2 separate regions of the Homo sapiens genome follow, and region 2 is linked to region 1. Evidence: chromatin loops called from intact Hi-C (ENCODE). Cell type or tissue: mammary epithelial cell. All regions are shown on one strand.

Evidence for each region. A loop is a pair of places that touch in the nucleus more often than their neighbours do. Peaks named below come from ENCODE experiments on the same cell type or tissue, not always from the same donor. Only the 100,000 strongest peaks of a DNase experiment are listed, where the experiment ranks them.
Region 2: a loop joins it to region 1, with 19 times the contacts of the local background. A loop is called at or near these places in 11 of 110 quality-filtered maps.

What each region holds. Positions count from the first base shown.
Region 1 is chr7:34,129,891-34,137,890 of GRCh38, reverse strand. All of the region lies in intron 13 of BMPER (BMP binding endothelial regulator), which reads right to left. Among named protein-coding and RNA genes, the nearest start is that of BMPER, 230 kb to the right of the region's middle. In mammary epithelial cell, a CTCF peak has its summit at 3,511 (motif pointing left); DNase peaks (open chromatin) are centred at 3,770 and 4,330; H3K4me3 peaks cover 204 bases; H3K27ac peaks cover 2,621 bases.
Region 2 is chr7:34,426,976-34,434,975 of GRCh38, reverse strand. All of the region lies in intron 2 of NPSR1-AS1 (NPSR1 antisense RNA 1), which reads left to right. Among named protein-coding and RNA genes, the nearest start is that of NPSR1, 230 kb to the left of the region's middle. In mammary epithelial cell, a CTCF peak has its summit at 4,423 (motif pointing right); a DNase peak (open chromatin) is centred at 4,415.

The DNA of each region.
Region 1 (8,000 bases):
GGGCACCTACAAAAAAAATTCAAAGTTCTTGGCATCAAATTCAAGGTTCCTAGCAGCCTAGACTTCAGCCTACTTTTCTAACTCCATTTCTTTCTTCCCCACTCATTCTTTTACCAAATCATAGAATGTCCCATCAACCCTTGGACTTCCATCCACCTGGCTATTCCTGACTGGAAGGTACTTCCAGGTCTTTTCCACTGGAAAAATCTAATGTCTATCCTTTAAGACTTAATTCAAATTCCTCAGTGGTGCTTGCCAAGTGGCCCCAAAAAAGTTAGCCACTCCCTATAGGGTCCCATGTCCTTCATACCTTTCTTATTGCACAGATCCTTTGAAACATCATCTCTTTTCTTTCCGGGGGACAAGGACTGTGTCTGGCTTATCTAGCCCCCCAGCACAGTGCCGTGAACACACAGCTCAGTAAATATTCAGTGAATCATTCAAAGAGTGAAAGAGAGTAACCTCATGACCTTTTCCCAGCTTCCACAGGATTGGACAGCTGGACACTGATATCTGAAGGACATGAATTCCATCCTTGCTCCCACTCTGTGGCCACTGCTTAATACGGCCAAGGCCACGGGAGCTGTTGGCCATAACAGCCTCTGAACTAAGCTGCTTCTGCAAGAACCTTTCTGCTGTCATTTTCATTTTGAACTTATTGCACTCCTCTCCTGTCTCCAGAGGAATTTTTTTTAATTTAATGACTGGTGGAAAAAAAGGATTTGATGAGAGGATTCTGCTTTAACCACACATTTTCAATAAAGCACATATTTGATATAAGAAAAACCTATAGTTTTTCATGTTATTAAAAAGGCAAACCTCCAATACTGCTAAAATCAAAACATCAAACACATCTATGCTTCCTAGCAACAGCATATCCGAGTGGTTTCCCCTCTGCTCTCTGCTTTCTCTGGCACAAGGGCCATGCCTGTCAGACAGAGGCAAGTGCCTCTGCTTCCCAGGCACAGTTTTGAACGACAGATGTATTACCCACTGGGCACCCTCCACACTGCTTCTTGGAGAACAGAAGGGCAAGCCAGGAGTGACAGGTGCCAGCTCCACCTCGGAGCCAGATATCCAGCGTTCTGGCTGTTTTCTCTGCCACCACAAAGGGTCTTCAGCTGGACAATGTTTGTCAATCTGAAGGTCAGCTTTCCTGGGAGCAATGGCAGGATCAAGGCAGAACGCAACAGTGCAAGGAAGATAGCAAGAAAACCACCATTTGGTCATATGGCTTTCCTTGTTCCACATATCTAGGAAGGTCATAGAAGTGAGTGAAGGCATCTTAGGTTTATTGGTACCTGGGCATCAATGGAAAACAGGGGAGGGAGAAGATAGGGAAGACAGAGTCCTAGCTGAGTGAGCAGAAGTGTGGTTAGCTACCATAAGCCTATTAAAAAACTCACATTTTAATCCTTGAAATCCTGCCCTAATTTCCCTAATCTGAGTTGCATGGAGACAACTAAAGGTAGTAGCCAAGGTAGGAAGGCACATCCATGTCACATTATACCTATGAAAACAATGTCATCCAATATCACGCTCTTTTCCTCAGCCCTATACAGGCACGTTCACACACTCATTCTTATCCTTCCATCGAAGGGGTACAAAAAACACCACTGTCACATGAAAAACACGGCCAGAAGCTTCAATCCTGGGAACTGTGAGGCTGTTTTATTGAGCTGTCAATGAAAGGGCAGGGCTAGCCTGCTGGGCCAGCCAGCAGGGAGCTCCTGCTGCTCTGTCCACGGCTTTCCTGGGCCAGCCCCAGTTTGGCATCCCTGTGGCTACTGTCCATGCTGGCTTAAATATTGTTGAGAATATTCCAGGTTCTATGGCTGCCTGGGGTTGCCAGGACAGAACAGCAAGTCCAGGCATTTTCATTAGCTTGTGGATTTCATAACCTTCATCTGGGGAGACAGGGCAGGAGGATACCTGGAACGGGAGTCCAGCCTGTTTCTCTGGTTGTAGATATAAAAGTTATCTCCGGTTCAGCTTTCCCAAATTCTCCCCTCATCCCCCTATACTCAAGTTAAATTGTTAGCCCACTCCTCAGTGAAAAGAAGGCACTCATGGAGCTCTGTTTGTTTCAGGCACTAAACAAGGTACAGAGGCTAACAGAGATGGGCTCCTCCAAGAAAACAGGATTGTGCAAATACTAAGAACCAAACTCCAAATGACATAAAGACTATTATGAATGAGAAAAAGGAAATTCTAGGCTAAGGGAGGTGCCTGAGTAGAGGCACAGAATTTCCAAACCACCAGATCTTAGATTTGATAGTCATGTGGTCAACCTCCCAATATCAAAAACAATACAAAGCAAAAAAAGTCCCTGACAGAGAATCATGCAGCCTCTTCCTGAGACCTCACAGGACAGGGGGCTGGTTTTCCTGCAGGGCAGCTCAGCAGATCTGCTGGTTATGACATTTCTTTCTTCTAGGGATCCAAATCCTCATAATCTCCAGTTAACTCTCAGGTCTGACATCAGGAGCCACACAGAATCACTCAATGTGTCCCTGCTCATAAGGACTCTTCAGTTACCTTCCTGCGCTCCCCTGCTCAGCCTTGTATTTTCATCTTCCTGCCTTCTGTGTTCCTCCCTCCCTGTCAACTGCTTGCTTCCCGGCTTGTCAAGAACAAAAATCCAACAACCAAATTAACAAGAGAAAAACCTACCAAACCATTTTTGTTCATGATTCACAGTGAATCTCTTACTTGATTGCCTGCCCACTGTCCCTACCTTATATACATTGCTTACTTATACATTCCAACACTTTTTACCTAATTTAGACGCTCTCCAATTACTAAAAATATTTATTTTTAAATCCTCCTAACTTTCCCCAGGAGGTGAATGGCATTACGTGCACAGCAGCACACAGGAGCTCCAGAAATGATCATTCACCTCTGACCCTCTTCTGAAGCTATGGATTGTTTTTGTGGAATAATGTAGGCATCTGTGGACACAGAGACCTCCTTTAAGGAAGTAGCAATTCTTAGGATTTTTCATGGATGCCAGCTTTGGAAGAAGCTCCACATACTTGCTTTTAGTAGAGGTACGCTTTTAACAGTGACCAAACAGCTATCACGCATGTATGGAATCTAAAATATTTTCTCCCTTGATAAGGCCATATATCAGACCATATGTGAAGAGTATAATCTTCATGCCCACAGTTAAATTCTCGCCCATCTAATAACGGGGAAGGGATGTGCACCATTTTGCTATTTTCTCTATACCCAGGGGCCACATCTTTAAGGAGCCCAAAGCCAGAGACTATATAACCAGTAACCCTTAGAAATACTCCTGTTGGGAAGTTAAGCTATCTTTGCTCAAGTAGGAAACACTGGCTTCACGGAGGGAAAAACTGACCATGATTAACAGACTTTTGCTGAATTGTCACTCTTCTAGAGATAACGCCTCATTTCACTTTGGGCCCCATCCTAGCAGAGCCCGGCAAATCTTGCAAGATGGTCTCAGGAGCTGGCCAGGGAGAGGGAAGCTTGGTCACGACCCCCCTCTAGTGGCCGAGAGTTACTGCATGAAGTAACCATAATTCTTACTCCAGCATTTGCTTCTAAATCAAACAACTCACCTTTTTGGAGGCTGGCTGATAAAAAAGAACATAAAAATGGTGCTTGGCAGAAAATCAATCACTCTTCTCTTAAACTTGTGCTCAATTCATCACCGTCATGCTTACTGTAAAACAATTGTAAGGCTGGTGAACTAAACCCCTGTGTAATCCTAAACACCTACCCCTGATGCCTGCCAAGAAGGGTGAGTGCATCTGAGGCAGGCTTCTGGAAAGGGCAGGGCGAGATGGGCCACCACCAGGAAGAAGCCTCTGCTCCGTCCACCTTTTTCAATCTTTTTTATCTTTTTCACGAAATCTCATTTCACCTATGTACTACATCGAACGTCACATATTTTTTTGTCTCTAAAAAGAATCTCAAGTACAAGAGAGTCGGAATCCTTCACCTAAGCAGAAGAGAAACATTCTTTACCACTAAAGGAAAAACTAAACTGTTTTTCCTGCTTCCACACGCTGACTCAACACAGAAAGCTTCGGTCACCAAAACATGTAGGGACTTCTCCCCACTAACCACTAGTTCTCCAGCGGACACCAACTAGATGTCCTGAAATTTAACTCAATTCTGACACTATCTACTGGAGTTAGCGTCAGATCCCACAGCAAAGGTCCCAGTCCCACAGCACTGCTCCCCACTTTAGATATCAATCACAGTCCCAGGTTGTGGCCTGTGCTTCTGACCAACCGGTTTATAAATCGGAGTTTCCACAACCCCCTTCTTGGATCCAGTTAATTTGCTGGAGTGACTCACAGGACTCAGGGAAACACTTAAGTTGCCCAGTTGATTACAAAGGCTGTTACCAAGGATACAGATGCACAGCCAGATGGAAGAGATGCACAGGGTGAGGGTGTAGGAAGGGATTCAGAGCTTCTGTGCCCTCTCCAGGCACACCACCTTCCAGAACCCAGGCACACCACCTTCCAGAACCCCTGTGTGTTTAGCTATCCAGAAGCTCCCCAAACCCTGACCTTTGGGGTTTTCGTGGAGGTGCCATTACATAGACCTGATTAATTATATCACCAGCCATTGGTGATCAACTCAACTTTCAGCCCCTCTCCCCTCCTTGGAGGCTAGAGGGAGAGGCTGAAAGTCCAACCCTCTAATTACATGGTTGGTTCCTCTAGCAATGGAGCCCCTCTCCATCCTGAGGCTGTCCAGGAGCCCCCCAAGGATCATCTCATTAGAACAAAAGATGCTCCTATCACCAAGTAAATTACAAAGGATTTAGAAGCTCTGCATCTCTCACTCCTACCATTCAGGAAATTAATTGCAAAGGTCTTAGGAGCTCTGTATCAGGAACTGGGGTCAGAGACCAAATTCAAATTTAAAAAAAAGATTTCCCTAGTGCCCTTACCTACACAGTTTCAGGAGCTCTATGTCAGAGAGCAATATACACATTTCAATATACACATTTCACATCTACCAAGTCTGAGGTGGTAATACCATCAGGGACCAAAAGTATCAGCGTGTTGCCAATATTCAGCCACGTCTTGGGGTAAGCCTGATTCTTAGTTTGTAAAGTGATGGGGTCTCCACAGTACTAATATTCTGTGATTCTGTCAAGATATGAACTTGCCCAGGGCTCAGCTAGCCCCAAAACTAGGTAGTATATGTATTTTAAAAGCCCCCAGCCCAGAAATGAGAGAGGGATCTTTACCCCAAAGAAACTCACTGTCTCCTTTTTGGTGAGCTCATCTCATCATAATTCTACTCCCAACATAGATACATACCGTCTTTGAAATTGTTCTAGTCCCCTCAACAAACACCAAGAGAATATCCGCTGTGTGCAACCTGTGGGCTGGGCATTGTGGGAAATGCAGAAAGAAAGAAGAACCTGGCTTCGATCCGGAGGCCTTTGGGGCGTGGTAGGGAGAGCAGGGCAGAACTGGCTTCGATCCTGGGGCCTTTGGGGTGTGGTGGGGAGAGCAGGGCAGAACTGGCTTCGATCCTGGGGCCTTTGGGGTGTGGTGGGGAGAGCAGGGCAGAACTGGGCCAGGCAACACTCAAGGAGGAGTCTTGAGGGCAACATATTAAGGGGGCACTAGCTCTCAGGCTCCAGTAAGTACAGGGCTGGCACTTGAGAGCAAATGCCTTCTTCAATGTTGCTTCTCATGTCTGGGCCCTAGAGGAGAAGAAAACATGCCTACACAATTGTCCCACGGCATAATCTACTCGAAGAGGCAGCAAGGTAAGTGATCACCACACCAAGATTGAACCTCAATTGTGTTATCTTGGGCACATTATTACCCCTTTCCACATTCTCCTTTCCTTGCCTAATCTCTCCCTTAGGGTTCTCAGAAGGTAAATGAAAATCTGTATTCTCCCCTTCCCCCAACGAATCCCTAAAGAAAAGAGCAAAATTCATCCATGCACAGAAATGGAAATGGTTAGAGGACTAAGCAAAACAGAAATTGCAGCATTCCATCTCCAGCCCCACTGAAGTTCAGAGTTTGAAGGATGTGCAGGAATTGAACTTTGTTCTTTCTTTCCTATCACCCTAGGGTGCCATCCCCCGGGATGCCAGCCCCAGCATTGTCTCTAGTCTTCCCATTGGCAGCCGAACAATACTAGCCTGGGTTTGCCTGTGTTGGCCATGGCCACCTCCAGAGAGTGCAGTAATTGGGAGTGTGGAGTCACAAATGGCGGTGAGGAAAATTTATGAAAGTGAAGGCCTCTAGCATCTGGAGGCCACACCCCAGCCACACGCAGCAGTCACCACCAGCCCCCTGCTTCAAAGGGGCCGATCCTTCCATAGGCCTTTTTCACATTAGGCAGTGGATGGCTGCCAAGTCCCACAAACAGGCAAAGGCACAAATCCTCCACTACGTGCATTAATCAAAGGGCGGCAGAGGCGGCTGCCCCTGGAGGATGCGGTACAGTGGTGAACTTTTTCAGATGCTGGGGGCCTTGCATCAAGCATCTGCCGTGCCTTTTGGCTCCACAATAAACCAGCATTCACATCCCATCACTGCACAAGAAAGGGTCTTTTCACACTCAATGCCCTTTGCAGCCTTGGCTGCCGAGGGATAGCTCAGTCCACTGGACCTAAACAGGGTGCTACCCGTCCCAAGAGGCCCACCCCCACCCATCAGTGGGGCTGGCACGCCACCATCCTCAAATCCCAGAAAAAGGACTCCATGACCAGACATTCCCCAAAGCCAAATCATAAACACCACAGGCCTTCCCCTCCATGCCAGCTTCCCCACACCCTCTGCTAGAATGAGAGCACCCTCAGATGAGCCCCTGAGAGTTGGAATGTGAGGCCTGTTTTCTATAAGCAACTGCAGAGATAATTGCCTAAAAGGCCCCAGAACACTGGCCCAGAGGCATCACATGATTTTCTCTTTTTACCATCACATTACTAATAAGTGGCAAAGACAGCATTCAAAGCTGAGCCCTCACCCTCTCCCCTAAGACAGGTCGCCTTCTAAAGCACATGCTGTTCCTTCTAGCTGGGGTGTTCTTCCTCCCCCTTCTCCTAGTTAAAATCCACTCCTCCTTCAATATGCAGCTGAGTAGCTTTCTCAGGGAAGGTTTCTGAGATCCCCAGTCTAGATAAGGTTGCTCTTAAACATTCTCCTGGCATTCTTGCATGGCCCTTATCACACCCTGCAACTACACCCCCATGGGAGCGATCCCTCACTCCATCTACTCCACCATGCCCCAGGGCTGGCAGGTGTTGCTCACCAATTTTCCCCAGCCCTAGTGCAGAGCCTGTTCTAGGGTACATGCTCAAAACCTGTTTTCTGAATGCATTACTTACAGATGTTTATATAGTCAAGTCCAGATAAAGCGACTACTAAGTGACAATGAGATTTACAGGGTTAAATGGCCTCAAAGTGAAGGAGGAATAGGCATTCCATGGATTTAACTACTACTAACATACTGAGGGAAGTTCTGAAAACTGGAGTAGACAGCTAGGAGGTCAGTGGTGGTCTTAGCAGGAATACTTTTACAAGAGTGGTGTGGCCAACAATCCTCCTGAAGTGTATTGCAGGTGGAAAATATGGGAGGCAATGAGGAAAGGCCATTCTTTCAGTAGGTTGTCAGATCAGAGGAGAGAAATGAGGAGATAATTTGAAGGGAACCCAGAAGACAGAGAGAGAGAGAGAGAGAGAGAGACAGAATCAAGAAGACTTGAACACATTTTGCATCAAAGCGGGGAAGGAAGTCCAAGATAAGATGCTGAAGCTAAAGAGATGGAGGGTTTGGGTAACTGGTGACATAATATCAGGAAGAAAACAGGAGAGGAGGGGGTCAAGAACACAGGGAAAAGATTACCCTCCTATTCACTTATCATTGCTAGTAGCCAAATTCCTGAAAAAAAGAAAAAGAAAAATGTAGAAGTCCTTATATTCATATACGACAACATAGGGAGAGGTAACCTCTAGATCAGCAGTTGGAGGAAGGAAGACCAA
Region 2 (8,000 bases), 300 kb before region 1:
TGGCCTCATAAAATGAGTTAGGGAGGATTCCCTCTTTTTCTATTGATTGGAATAGTTTCAGAAGGAATTGTACCAGCTCCTCCTTGTACCTCTGGTAGAATTCGGCTGTGAATCCTTCTGGTCCTGGACTTTTTTTGGTTGGTAAACTATTAATTAAATTATTGCCTCAATTTCAGAGCCTGTTATTGGTCTATTCAGAGATTCAACTTCTTCTTTGTTTAGTCTTGGGAGGGTGTATGTGTTGAGGAATTTATCCATTTCTTCTAGATTTTCTAGTTTATTTGCGTAGAGGAGTTTATAGTATTCTCTGATGGTAGTTTGTATTTCTGTGGGATCCATGGTCATATCCCCTTTATCATTTTTTATTGCGTCTATTTGATTCTTCTCTCTTTTCTTCTTTGTTAGTCTTGCTAATGGTCTGTCCATTTTGTTGATCTTTTCAAAAAACCAGCTCCTGGATTCATTGATTTCTTTAAGGGTTTTTCGTGTCTCTATCTCCTTCAGTTCTGCTCTGATCTTAGTTATTTCTTGCCTTCTGCTAGCTTTTGAATGTGTTTGCTCTTGCTTGTCTAGTTCTTTTAATTGTGATGTTAGTGTGTCGATTTTAGATCTTTCCTGCTATCTCTTGTGGGCATTTAGTGCTATAAATTTTCCTCTACACACTGCTTTAAATGTGTCCCAGAGATTCTGGTACGTTGTGTCTTCATTCTCATTGGTTTCAAAGAACATCTTTATTTCTGCCTTTATTTTGTTATTTACCCAGTAGTCACTCAGGAGCAGGTTGTTCAGTTTCCATGTAGTTGTGTGGTTTTGAGTGAGTTTCTTAATCCTGAGTTCTAATTTGATTACACTGTGGTCTGAGAAACTGTTTGCTGTCATTGCTGTTCTTTTACATTTGCTGAGGAGTGCTTTACTTCCAACTATGTGGTCAATTTTGGAATAAGTGCGATATGGTGATGAGAAGAATGTATATTCTGTTGATTTTGGGTGGAGAGTTCTGTAGATGTCTATTAGGTCAGTTTGGTCCAGAGCTGAGTTCAAGTCCTGGATATCCTCGTTAAACTTCTGTCTCGTTGATCTGTCTGATATTGACAGTGGGGTGTTAAAGTCTCCCATTATTATTGTGCGGGAGTCTAAGTCTCTTTGTAGGTCTCTAAGGACTTGCTTTATGAATCTGGGTGCTCCTGTATTGGGTGCATATATGTTTAGGATAGTTAGCTCTTCTTGTTGAATTGATCCCTTTACCGTTATGCAATGGCCCCCTTTGTCTCTTTTGATCTTTCCTGGTTTAAAGTCTGTTTTATCAGAGACTAGAATTGCCTTTTTTGCTTTCCATTTGCTTGGTAGATCTTCCTCCATCCCTTTCTTTTTAGCCTATGTGTGTCTTTGCACTTGAGTTGGTCTCCTGAATACAGCTCACTGATCGGTCTTGACTCTATCCAATTTGCCAGCCTGTGTCTTTTAATTGGGGCATTTAGCCCATTTACATTTAAGGTTATTATTTTTATGTGTGAATTTGATGCTGTCATTATGATGGTAGTTGGTTATTTTGCCCATTAGTTGATGCAGTTTCTTCCTAGCATCGATGGTCTTTACAATTTGGCATGTTTTTGCAGTGGCTGGTACCGGTTATTCCTTTCCATGTTTAGTGCTTCCTTCAGGAGCTCTTGCAAGGCAGGCCTGGTGGTGACAAAATCTCTCAGCATTTGCTTGTCTGTAAAGGATTTTATTTCTCCTTCACTTATGGAGCTTAGTTTGGCTGGAATGAAATTCTTGGTTGAAAATTATTTTCTTTAAGAATGTTGAATATTGGCCCCCACTCTCTTCTGGCTTGTAGGGTTTCTGCAGAGAAATCCACTGTTAGTCTGATGGGCTTCCCTTTTTGGGTAACCCGACCTTTCTCTCTGGCTGCCTTTAACATTTTTTCCTTCATTTCAACGTTGGTGAACTTGACGATTATGTGTCTTGGGGTTGCTCTTCTCAAGGAGTATCTTTGTGGTGTTCTCTGTATTTCCTGTATTTGAATGTTTGCCTGCCTTGCTAGGTTGGGGAAGTTCTTCTGGATAATACCCTGAAGAGTGTTTTCCAACTTGGTTCCATTCTCCCCGTCACTTTCAGGTACACCAATCAAATGTAGATTTAGTCTTTTCACATAGTCCCATATTCCCATATTTCTTGGAGGCTTTGTTTGTTTTTTTTTCTGTTTTTTCTCTAAACTTCTCTTCTCTCTTTATTTCATTCATTTGATCTTCAATCAGTGATACCCTTTCTTCCATTTGATGGAATTGGCTATTGAAGCTTGTGCATGCGTCACACAGTTCTCGTGCCATGGTTTTCAGCTCCATCAGGTCATTTCAGGTCTTTTCTACACTGTTTATTCTTGTTAGCCATTCATCTCATCTTTTTTCAAGGTTTTTAGCTTCCCTGCGATAGGTTCGAACATCCTCCTTTAGCTCAGAGAAGTTTGTTAAACTTCAGAAGTTTGTCTGAAGCCTACTTCTGTTAGCTTGTCAAAGTCATTCTCCATCCAGCTTTGTTCTGTTGCTGGCGGGGAGCTGTGATCCTTTGGAGGAGTAGAGGTGCTCTGGTTTTTAGAATTTTCAGTTTTTCTGCTCTGGTTTCTCCCCATCTTTGCGGTTTTATCTACCTTTGGTCATTGATGTTGGTGACCTAGAGATAGGGTTTTGATGTGGATGTGCTTTTTGTTGATGTTGATGTTATTCCTTTCTGTTTGTTAGTTTTCCTTCTAACTGTCAGATCCCTCAGCTGCAGGTCTGTTGGAGTTTGCTGCAGGTCTACTCCAGACCCTGTTTGCCTAGGTACCACCAGTGGAGGTTGTAGAACAGCAAATATTGCTGCCTGCTCCTTCCTCTGGAAGCTTTGTCCCAGAGGGGCACCCACCTGTATGAGGTGTCAGTTGGCCCCTACTGGGAGGTGTCTCCCAGTTAGGCTACACGGGGGTCAGGGACCCACCTGAGGAGGCAGTCTTTCCATTCTCTCAGATCAAACACCATGCTGGGAGAACCACTGCTCTCTTCAGAGCTGTTAGACAGGGACTTTCACGTCTGCAGAAGTTTCTGCTGCCTTTTATTCAGCTATGCCCTGCCCCCAGATGTGGAGACTATGGAGGCAGCCAGCCTTACTGAGCTGCGGTGGGCTCCGCCCAGTTTGAGCTTCCCTGGCCACTTTGTTTACCTACTGAAGCCTCAGCAATGGTGGACACCCCTTCCCCTGCCAGGCTGCTGCCTCACAGGTCAATATCAGACTGCTGCACTAGCAGTGAGCAAGGCTCCTTGGGCATGGGATCCGCCGAGCCATGTGCAGGATATAATCTCCTGGTGTGCCATTTGCTAAGACCATTGGAAAAGCACAGTATTTGGGTGGGAGTGTCCCATATTTCCAGGTACCATCTGTCACAGCTTCCCTTGGCTAGGAAAGGGAAATACCCCAACCCCTTGCACTTCCCAGGTGAGGCGATGCCCCGCCCTGCTTCGGCTTGCCTTCTGTGGGCTGCACCCACTGTCCAACCAGTCCCAGTGAGATGAACCAGGTACCTCAGTTGGAAATGCAGAAATCACCCATCTTCTGCATCGTTCACACTGGGAGCTGCAGACTAGCGCTGTTCCTCTTCAGCCATCTTGGAACAGAATCCCCGAAGCTGTGCATTAATTTTCAAATTTATAACACAAACATGATACTACAGAACTCTTCATCTTCCCTATTCTGATTCTTAATGGCTGTCAAGGAAGTTTCCTTAATGCCCTTTAGGACTCGTAAATACTGCTCTTAAAAAGGACTGCAATAGTCCACAGATGAACCACAACCCTCGTGTGCATTCTTTCCCACAAACTACCATTTGTAGTTCTTCAATTTTGTTCATATGCTGAGAGGATCTAAAACCACACTTAGATTGCAGTCCCTATGTGCACCTCTGTATTCTACCTTTGGTCCCACCACTTTTTTTTCCTTTGTGCCATCATTTATTCTCTTCAAATCACAGTGCTGTCTTCTCAGAAAAACGGGTTTGGACCATGGCATCTCTCATGCTCCTTCTAGGGCATTTACCCCTGGGCAAAGTGCCCTGACTCCTTCCTGGGAGCATCACACTTTGTGTAGCCTGAGCCCTCAACCATCATCATTATATTCCTCACCGGGGCAGAATAGCTTGGCAAAGGGAAATGTTTCATCTAAGATTGCACAATGCTCGTTCAGTAACTTGGCAGTGTCTCAACATGGAAGGTTCCCAGGCATCTTAAGAGAGCATTTCTCTCAGCTCAAATATTTGAGATTTCTGGTGTTATCTCTTTCTGATTGTTTCTTCCCTTAGAGTCATTTTCTTCTGTGCTGCTTTCCCTCTGTCCATCAAGAGTAAGAGAAATACAAGAGACAGTTCTGTCTTCCCGCAGTGTCCCTGGCTGAGTAGCACCTCCCTCCAGCAGGGGGTGCCTCTGTGTAATTTTTGTAACACCTGATGACTGATGTACAATTGTTCATGTTATCGTTGCTTCTGGAAGGCATAAGAAAAAAGTTCCTTTCTAGAGCATTGGTTTCCTCCCTAGGTTTTCTTCTGCTCTCAATCACAAGACCCAGTCATCCTTGGAAGTAAAACAGATAAAATTCCTGCATTACAGAACATTTTAAATGGGTATATATTAGGAGTCATTTTCTTTCATTTTAGGGCTGATATTTCTAAAGAAATCACTGGTTTTTCTAATAATCATTCCCATTCCATTGCTTTTTGCCACCAGGCACATAAAGCCTTGACAATACAGGTGTGTTTTAATATAACTTATAAATAATAAATAGAGACTCCCAAATCTCTGTCCAATTCTATTAATAAAACATATGACTAGTTCTCAGAAAGTTGCACATTTAATGAGGGGTCCACACACTTTATTCTCAAAAGTCTTTTTTCTAGATTTGAACAACCATTCTTCTCCTGCAATTTTGGTGAGCAGGAAATTACAGCCAAACCTCTCTGTCTTCATCCATTTGTGCTTCTAAGAAAAAACACCACAGACTAAGTAATTTATAAGAATAAAAATTTATTCTTAATGGCTCTGGAGTCTGAGAATTCCAAGATCAGGGTGCCAGTAGGACGGGTGTCTGATTAGGGCTGCCCTCTGTTTCCAACATGGTGCTTTGTTGCTGATCCTCCAGAGAGGACCAACACTGTGTCGTCACGTGGCAGAGAGGGCAGAATGGCCAAAGAGTTTCCTTTAAACTCAACCCCTTTTGTAATGGGGTGAAGCCCTCATGACTTAATCACCACCTGAGGCCACCTCTTAATACTGTTGCATTGAGATTCAGTTTCAATGTGCATTTTGGAGGGGATACCATCATTCAAATCATAGCACTCCCATTCTGCTGATGATATATTTAAAAGCATTTTGCTGTTTGGGGAGTAAGGCACTATTTCTGAGGACTCCTAGGAGTCTTTATGTTCTAATGGAGGGTTTAGGTCTCCTTCTAGCCAGATTCTATCCATTGTAAAATCATCAATACAGCAGAACACCCAAATGCAGATAAAAGCATCATCATTCATGAAGACCCAGTAGCTCCTAAACATATGGTTTCTTGGGTAATATTCAAATGGAGAACACCCAGGAACATGAAGGATATTTCCTACATTCTTCTCCTAAGTTTAGACCAGACACAGAACTTTGTGCAAACATGAAGAAAAGCTTGAGTATAAACAGACGCAGAGTCCACTTATTCAGTTAGGTGTGCTGAGGATCACAGTCTGTGCTAAAATATCAGGACCCAGCAGAATGGAGAGGGCCAAAAAAAAGAGAGCTCTATGTTATCTTTTTTATATCATGAACCAGCCCTCAGGTAAGCCTGGCCAAATGGATGTCAAAGTCTCATTAACTTCATGCATCAGATAAGTCATTCCTACCTTGGAGAAGAGCAAATGTGGATAGCTCAGTATTTTAGAAGCATCACCTTTAAAATTCTCCATGTTTAAGGGGAAGAGAAAAACACATCTTATAAAGATAAAAAGATTAAATGTTTCCCACTAATATGCTTCTGTGAGTTGCTTAAGGTGAGTACAAAGCATGAACATTGAATGCTCAGAACCATAGGTATAAATTGGAACTTCTTGAAATAAATCAGTTGCAGAGTGGCATCACAGCAAACCTTAAACCAACAGCAAAACACAGAAAAATAATCAAATATTTAGCTCTGCTCTTGAGAATTGTATTAGGGTTCTCTAAAGGGACAGAATTCATAGGATAAATGAATATATTGTGGGGGGAGTTTATTAGGAGAATTGACCACACGGTCACAAGGTGAAGTCCCACAATAGGCTATCTGCAAGCTGAGTTGCTGGGAAGCCAGTCTGAGCCCCAGAAACCTCAAAAGTAAGGAAGCCGATAGTGCAGCCTTCAGGCTGTGACCAAAGACCCAAGAGTCCCTGGCAAACCACTGGTGTAGGTACAAGAGTCCAAAAGCTGAAGAACTTGGAGTCTGATGTTCAAGGGCAGGAAGAATCCAGCACAGGAGAAAGATGCAGGCCACAAGACTCAGTTAGTCTAGTCCTTCCACATTCCTTTGCCTGGTTTTATCATAGCTGTGCTGGCAGCTGATTAGATGGTACCCACGCAGACCAAGTGTGGGTCTGCCTCTCCTAGTCCACTGACTCAAATGTTAGTCTCCTTTGGCAACACCCTCACAGGCACACCCAGGAACAATACTTTGCATCCTTCAATCCAATCAAGTTGACACTTAGGATTAAACATCAAGTTGACACTTAGTGTTAAGGAGTATCCACGGATGGACTACTTGCGTTGTATTGTATGCCCCAGACCCCCCAACCCCTGACCCCCACCATGGGAAGAGGGAACAGACACAGTTCCTATTCCTCTAAACCACATTAAGTTTGGTTCACCTATGGGGCATATTTTGTTTTGTTTTCTTTTAAAATATCCTTTGGACAACTTTATGCTTCCATCTATCACCCTGAATCCTAGGTGAGCAGACAACCCTCAACAGGATCACGCCTCCTCCTCACTTAAATCCCAGGCTAATGTGTGTGTGTGTATATATATATATATATATATATATATATACATATATATATATATATATATACACACACACATATATATATATATATATATGTATCTTGAGTAACTATCTTACTTTATGTCCCTTGAATACCTGTAAATAAATACATCATCTAGAATTAGAAGGACCCAGTTAGACTTCTAAGTCTATGGCTTTGCTAATTCAGAGTGTTTGTCTCTGACTACTGCAAGGGCAATGGCGGAACACTTCTTTTAGATGAATCAGAACTACTTTTTCCTTTTTCTAATTAAGACTCATAGAAGTGTAGACATACATAGGCAGTCACCAACATTAACAGGTTAACCTGAAAAGAAGCCATACCAAGACCCATCTGAAACAGAAAGGAATCCTTTAAATATTTAAAATAAATATTTATATATGTGAATATTTAAAGACCATGTTGCCCCCAAATTAGGAGCAAATGGTGAATTACTAACATACTGACTTTCAATTCTATTGAAGCTACTTTTCCAATGAAATGTTTAAAGGGTACTGTTGGAGTGTTAGAAATAGCTATTCTGATTGGCATGTGTTTGCCCACACGATGGCCTTTCCCATGTGCCAGTATTGGCTGGAGACAGAGGTTGGCTGCAGCAGGCTGGATTCCCCCTCCGCCCTCATTCCAAGCCAAAATAAAATTTATATATATACCCATATACATACATACATATATAAAAATATTTATTTATTTATATTTATGTGTTGTCATGGTAACCAGATTTGGAGGACTCTACAGTGGAGGGCAGAAGGCTAAAACATGCCAAACAAAGAAGAAAATGTATCCATAACAACAAGGGTGATTCCAGAGATAATCATGTGGGGGCTCAAATAAAATCTGATTCAGGTATGAGTGCATTTTCATTTGATCTTATTCCTGCTATTGCCTGCCCCAGGAATTCCTTTACCAGCATCAAGGCTCTGAAAAGCTA